2 separate regions of the Homo sapiens genome follow, and region 2 is linked to region 1. Evidence: chromatin contacts called from ENCODE Hi-C data. All regions are on one chromosome and are shown on one strand. The core of a region is the stretch at or near the end of the contact, and the rest is flanking DNA. Distances in the headings are between cores, read along the strand shown. Region 1 holds the start of JAG1 (jagged canonical Notch ligand 1). Region 2 holds the start of SEC23B (SEC23 homolog B, COPII component).

Region 1 (3,570 bases), core at 425-2,924:
GGCGCACCAGGTTTAATTAGTTAAGCAAAGAGATCAGCTACAACGATCTCTTGGCTTGGGGCCGGGAGAGTTACTCTGGGAACTTCAAGTTGCAAGTTTACACCGGCCTTCCTAGGAGCCTGGTCCCATAAACCCTCTGGGATCCCCACTTTTGTGCACTAAGCAAATAGCAGCAGGAATGGGACCCACCTCGACTACCCCAGCCGAGATCTAACTATAGTGTCCCGGCTCCCTCACCCGCCACCCCTAGAGATTTCCCCAGTTAGCGCCTAGTTTCAAGCCAAAGCCCTTTAAATCCCTCTCGCAAGGGATAACAGGGCTCGGCCAGGCGCGGGTGTGAGGCTCCGCCCGGCCTCCTTCCCGAGTAGTCACTCACCGGCCAGGCGAAACTGAAAGGCAGCACGATGCGGTTGCGGTCGTTGCCGCGGCTGGCCTTGAGGTTGAAGGTGTTGCCCCCGATGACAGGCGTGGACCCTGAGCCGAAGCTGCAGGGCCCCCCGGCCGTGACGCGGGACTGATACTCCTTGAGGCACACTTTGAAGTATGTGTCACACTCGTCGCGGGTGCACTTGCGGTCTCCCGGGTTCCGGGCGCCGCCGCAGCAGTTCCCGTTCTGCAGCTCCCCGTTCACGTTCTGCATGGACAGGATCTCCAACTCGAACTGACCCGAGGCCCCACACACCTGCCGGCGAGGGAAGGAGGTAGGTCAGCGCGGGAGAAAGCTGTTTTCTTCGAGTATAGAGGTGGCGACTCCCTCCCACTCCCCGCCCCGACGAGCCCTCCTCGCCGAGTGAAAATAATTTTGCGAAACTACGTTCAAGGACTCAACATGATTCCGGGGCAAAAAAAAAAAAAAATGCACGAGTGCGGAAGAAATCCGACGACTTCCCGGGGGGCAACAGCGGAGCGAACGCGCCCCTGTCCGGCCTGGAGGGGTCACCCTCAGGAGGCAGGGGCTCCCGTGGGGGAGTTGGCGCGCTCAGCCCAGGTGCAGCCGCTCGGGCGCAGGGGCGAGGAGTCGGGCGCTCGAGGGCTGCCGAGCCTGCTCGCGGGGCTCAACCGCCCAGGGCGCCGCGAGGGGAGGGAGAGGACGGCTGGGAGGGAGGCCCGGAGAAGGGCTCCTACCTTGGCTCGCAGGGCACAGAGCAGGGCGAGCAGGAGGCTTAGGGGGCGCCCGGACCGGCCGCGCGTCCGTGGGGAACGCATCGCTGCGCCGCGCGCCGCGGGCACTCGGGACGCCGCCGCTGCTGTTCGCGCTGGTGCTGCCGCCGGTGCTGCCGTCGCCGCTGCCCCTGCGGCCGCCGCGTCCCGGCTCTAATATACTCCGCCGATTGGAGCATGCACGACTGGAAAACAACACCACTTTTCAAAAGCCCTTTCAAGAGCGGCCCGTTCCAGAAGGCAAAGAGCCCGGCCTCCTTTTATTATTCTGATCGCTTCTTTGAGACGCTCCCCCTCCTCTTCCACCTCCCGGCTTTCTTTCCTTCTCTCGCGCTCCCCTTCTTTTATTATTATGATTATGCGCAGCCTTTTATTCCCTTTTAGATCAGCTGCATGGAAAAAGGGGGGAGGGAGGGGAGAAAAAAAAAAACCAGCCTAGCTCGCGGGCCGGCCGCAGGTAACACAATGACGCGTGCCCGCCCGGCTCTCGGAGAAGGACCCGGAGAGCCCGTCTGGCAGCAGCGGCCGGGGCTGGCCACCTCTACCCAGCACGCCGGGCAGGGCGCATGCGCGCTTATTAATATTCATGAGAGGGCGTGCTCACCCTGGGCACGCCCCTCCCCTTCACGTTGCTGGGGAGGGGGTAGTGCGAGGAGGAACTTGGAAGGGGTTGGGGGCAGCGGGATGCTCAGGGCGGCGTAGAAGAACCAGGGCCCCACACCAACCCCCGCCCTCGGGAGCTTCGGGCCAGGAGGGAAGGGAGAGTGCGGGGAGGTACTTGGAAGGGATCGTTGCTCAGGGACGCCTGGAGGCCCCCAGCGGGGACCGCCCCCTCGGGCGCCCCGGGCCGTGCGCCTTTGCCCGCGCGTCGGGGCCCCAGGTGTAGGCGCCGCGGCGCTGACTGAGCGGTCGGAGCGGGGCAGCTTCCGCCTTCCGAACCGCCTGCGTCAGCTGCGGCTTTCGCCCCGGGAGGAGGGCCTGCCTGCCCGCCGGGAGTTCGGCCCGCTTCCCGCGAGCGAGCCGCCCAGAGCGCTCTGCTGGCGGCAGAGGCGGCGGCGAGGCTGGCGCGCTTGCCGCCGTCTGCTCGCCCCGCGGAGGCGACCTGGGCAGACGCTGCTGGGAACTTTGAAAAACTTTCCTGGAGCCAGGCTTGCCGCAGATTCGAGGGGAAGCCTCGGCCGCGTCCCACCCCCTCCCAAATCCGAGTCTGCGGAGCCTGGGAGGGCTCCCAGCTTCCTATCCAAACCGCGCCGGGGCAGAGGCGCGGGGAAACCGGGGGTAGAAGGCGGCGGGCACGCCGGGGCCCTGTTCAGGCTTTGGGAAGGGCCGGCGGAGATGCTGGTGGGCTTGGACGCCCTCCCCGGCCCGACGCCCCGGCCGCAGTGCCGGGATTGCACCTGTAGGCGGCCTCCGAGCAGCTCTCTGGGTGGCAAGAGATGGGCCTGGGAGGGACCGTGTCCCCAGCACCGCCAGCCGCGGAACTTGCCTTCTCTGGGGTGGCAGTGGAAACCGATACTGTTTTCCACCTTGAGGCAAGCCTCGCAATTAACAGCTACACTCCTGGTCATAATCAAGGTCGAAGAAAGCCCGTGGGCTGGCCGTAGCCTCTGCTAACCCCTCTCCCACGGGCTTGCTGTTGCATTTGAGGGGACCTTTATATGGAAACATCGACTTCCTTTGAAGGGTGGACAAAGTTTTGGCCCTAATAGTAGGTATGTCCTGCAGAAAAGCGTGACTATTCAGCGGCCGGTTTGGGGCTTGAGTTCTCCTGGGTGTGGGGCGTGATGGGCTGGCAATAGGTCAAGGGAAAATAGTTTCCAACATGCTGAGTTATGAGCATAAAAGGGTGGGTATTTGTGGTTATCTACTTATTGCATTTGATGGGAGGCTCAGTATGAACAATATTTTCAGTGCCAAATCTCATCATTCTGAGGAATAAACTAGGGCAGCTAACTGACCTCTTTACATAGGTTCAAAGCTACCAAGGATGGTTAGGAGTCTTGGCATTTTAACAGCCTAAGAAATGCTCCTAAGAAAAGTGCTTACTTAGTGGTAATGTGTCCCATCTTGAGCACTGGCGGGAGAATCCATGTTTTGGAAGGGAGGTTTCTAAGAACAGAGCAAGTTTACAGCTGGTCATGTTAGCAGCTGGGGTAGGCAGCGACAACCTGGGTGTTTCAATGTGCCCCAGCCTCCCTTTCCCCAATTATCCTAAATCAAGGCAACCAGTTGTCAACTGTAATCCCATCTACACTTTTCTCACTGAGGTTTCCATCAACACCAGTCTCCCCACTTATCTGTCCCGTTCTAATTTCTACTCCCAAGTATCCCTGAGTTTGGGTGCTAAATAACGGTTTAAAAGTAAAATGGGCCGCGAGCTGTGGGTCACGCCTGCAATCCCAGCACTCT
Region 2 (3,570 bases), core at 345-2,844, 7.8 Mb after region 1:
ACAGAAATTGCTAGTACAGAAAGAATCCAGGTTCAAATAATCAAGGCAAATCTTTGGCGAATAATATTAAGTTTTGGTTAAAAAAAATCCCAGCTATGTCTTTTCTCAGTGTTAAGTATTATACATGTGTACATTTTGAGTTTGTTTCCTTACCGAGAATAATTAATCTGAACTTCCTAAATTTATAAAAGTTTACTATTGATAAGCTAATATTAACATTACATTGTTTAAGATCCTGAAAAATGTGAATTTGTTCAACAAAACTGAATCATTCTCACATTTAACAGTAATTGTTTCTTTGTGCCTTAAACTATTAATAATTTCTATGATCTGTAGATAACTTAAAACTTAGTATTAAATTGAGCTAATTAATGGATACTTCTTGGATGCCTAGATATGTTCTTGCATAATTTTATGTTTACATCGTTTTGCTTATTTTTATATGCTACAGAGACTACAACTCTGAGTCACAGTAATGATGTGTTCATGTTTGCCACTTGTCAGCGTGTGTAAAAATGGTTGTGGTGGCTTTATACAGTTGTGTTCTATCGCGCCTTTTGCAGCAACATGGATGCATCTGGAGGCCATGATCCTAAAAGAATTAACGCAGAAGCAGAAAACCAAATACATGTTCTCACTTGAAAGTGGGAGCTAAGCATTGGGCACACATGGACACAAAGGTGACATTAATAGACGCTGGGGACTACTAGAGTGGGGAGGGAGGCAGGGAGGGGCTGAAAAACTTGGGTACTATGCTCAGTATCTGGGTGACCAGCTCATTCGAATTCGAAACCTCATAGCCAGGTAACAAATACGCAGTGTACCCCCTAAATCTAAACGTTGGAATTATTTTTTAAAAGAAAGTTATGTTCCATGTATTTCTAAGCTTACTCTCCTAAAATGGTTGAATATTACAGTTCTCAATTATTTATCTCCATGTAGAAGGATGACAGGGACTGTGCGCTAGTGCCAGCCTCCGCTGAGAGCGCCAAGACATTACAGCAAGCGACGGTAGGAGAGCTTGTAACGTGAAGCACCACCACACCTCTGTACTTCAAACTTAACCACAGAGACCGACTCCCAAACCAGCAAGTGCGTAAGCGCCGCCGCGCTCACCACCCGCCCCGCCCCTTCCGCATGCTAATGCCTTCTTCCGGCAGCCTTAGTTTCTTCCAACCAGTGCAGCTCCCTGTTCCGCGAGCATACGTCATCGTTCTCGCTTTCCGGTAGCTAAGGCGATCAGCGGGACTTCCCACTGAGACGAGCGGATGTCATATTGTATCAGGGCGAACCTCTGAGGAGCGCTGGCTGCGCTTAGGCAACGGTGCGGCAGGCGCCGGGGTTTTCTGAAACAGAAACGTTTAGGGGTGGGGAAACGTGTTCCGAGGAACTCTCGTTTTGAAGTGCGACATACACCTGTCTTGCCCTGTTCCAAGATGGTGGCAGAGCTTCTCTGAGTCTCTCGCTTCCTCCAGTCCGTCGGAGAAGCGCTCTTTGATTGGCCAGTGGACAGCGCCGTGGCATGACGCGCTGGGGCGCTGGCCAATCGGTTGAGAGCTGAGCTGGACTTGGCGGTGGGAGCCGGAGCCTGCTTGTTGCAGCTGTGGGTGAGGACGGCTCTAGCTAGGTGAGCGGCTCCGGCCAGGTGAGCGGGGCGCATAGGTGACGGAGGGCCGAGGGCACGGGTATGAGTTTCTGCCGGGGGCGAGGTGAGCGGCTTCTGGGAGGAGGCCTTTTCTTGACAGTTTAGGGTAGCGGGGGAATGGATGATCCGGGAGTCCCCTGCGGATGTCGTCCCGCACCAGGCCGGGACCGATTTCTGGCTCCAGTTTCCCCAGAATTGCGGAGTGCGCACACCTGGAAGGACCCAAGTCCCGTTTTATAGTTGAGAAACTCAAGACTCAGACAAGTGAAACGACTTTTGCTTCATGACAGCTGGAACTGGAACCCAGGTCCTTGGACTCCCTTCAAGGATTAAACCTCACTTATTCTTACATACACATGGTCACTGTGTCCTGAGAAGTTACGAGTTGGCGCGATAAGGGTGGTTCAGATTTTTTGGCATATTCTCCTGTTATCTTTCCAGGCCTTTCATTCATTCACTAATTCATACTTTCAGTTATTTACCTCTTCAGATACCTTCCCCGATACTTTGGTAAAAGCTATGGACCCATCTCCCTAGAAAAACGGCATATTCCCTCATGCGCATAACTTCAGATGATTAGTGGACCTTCTATAGTCCCCTTGGATTATGTGTCCACTGCTAAGAATCCAGACCCTAGAAGGGTGAGGGAAACAGGCAGTAGGAAAAGGAGGGAGCAGGTCTTAGGCTGTACATGCTTGGAAACCATTAGATGGAGGCAGTAGCTTCTTTTTTTTTTTTTTTTTTTTTGAGATGGAGTCTCGCTCTGTCGCCCAGGCTGGAGTGCAGTGGCGTGATCTCGGCTCACTGCAACCAATGCCTCCCAAGGTCAAGCAGTCCTCCCTGCCGCAGCCTCCCGAGTAGCTGGGATTACAGGCACCTGCCACCACGCCCAGCTAATTTTTGTATTTTTAGTAGAGACGGGGTTTTGCCATGTTGGCCAGGCTGGTCTTGAATTCCTGACCTCAGGTCATCCACCGGCCTCGGTCGCCCAAAGTGCTGGGATTACAGGCGTGAGCCACCGCGCCCGGCCGCCAGTGCCTTTTAATAAAGAACGTTTTGAGAGAGAGACGGTTATTTAATGAAATCTGCTGACATACTTGCTGAGAGTTGTGATAGAACTTGCTTTCATTCCGACTTTAGTTATCCCTTTGCTTCCCATGAAGCTCCAGAGTGCTTCCTGTGCACACAGTGCTTCAGGTTCTTGCCGTTGCCAGAAATAAACAGATTTCTTAGAGTTTCAGTTGGAGCAAACATTGGAATTCTTGTGTTCTGGGCTTTATGTAGTAGAGTAATTCATTTGCTTTTCTAGCCATGCAATATTATTGCCTTAATCAAAATTATTTACAGTATGGTACTTCCCAAAATAACAGACAGTTGTTATCCATATTCAGGAAGTGGGCGCGAGAGGCCACTTTAATTTGATAGACTCTTTAATTTGCCTTTTTACTACTTTTCTTGAGGGGCTTGTTCCCTTGAACCCCAATAGCTGAGTTGTGTGTTACCCTAGATTTTAGGATATGAACAGGATGTATAAATACTCAATGAAGTTGGGATCATCTGGGTTTGAGAGTTTAGCCTGTAGGACAGTTTTACTGACCACAGTCTTCATTTTTTTTTTGAAACAGAGTCTGGCTCTGTCGCCCAGGCTGTGCAATGGCATTGTCTCGCCTCACTGCAATCTCTGCCTCCCGAGTTCAGACGATTCTCCTGCCTCAACCTCCTGAGTAGCTGGGACTATGGGCACGTGCCACCACACCTGGCTAATTTTTGTATTTTTAGTAGAGACGGAGTTTCACTGTGTTGGCCAGGCTGGTCTTGAACTCCTGACCTCGTGATCCGCCCATCTCAGCCTCCCAAAGTGCTGCGAGTATAGGTGTGAGCCACCACACCTGGCCTTGACCACAGCCTGTCAAGGCATGAACATA

What was found. A loop is a pair of places that touch in the nucleus more often than their neighbours do. Pooled maps may share reads with other maps.
Region 2: a map of naive thymus-derived CD4-positive, alpha-beta T cell shows a loop between it and region 1 (25-fold over the local background). The contact joins the promoter of SEC23B here to the promoter of JAG1 in region 1. A Hi-C loop is called at or near these places in 1 of 168 maps with a recorded cell type or tissue (naive thymus-derived CD4-positive, alpha-beta T cell), 1 of 37 single-sample maps with no recorded cell type and 5 of 50 pooled maps.

The regions. Positions count from the first base shown.
Region 1 is chr20:10,672,325-10,675,894 of GRCh38, forward strand. It overlaps JAG1 (jagged canonical Notch ligand 1), which reads right to left and starts at 1,675. Exons shown (of 26, transcript NM_000214.3): 1 at 1,126-1,675; 2 at 377-682. The coding sequence starts at 1,206. RefSeq lists a silencer at 1,898-2,297.
Region 2 is chr20:18,506,346-18,509,915 of GRCh38, forward strand. SEC23B (SEC23 homolog B, COPII component) reads left to right here and starts at 1,595. Exons shown (of 20, transcript NM_006363.6): 1 at 1,595-1,627. RefSeq lists enhancers at 1,136-1,465, 1,816-1,865.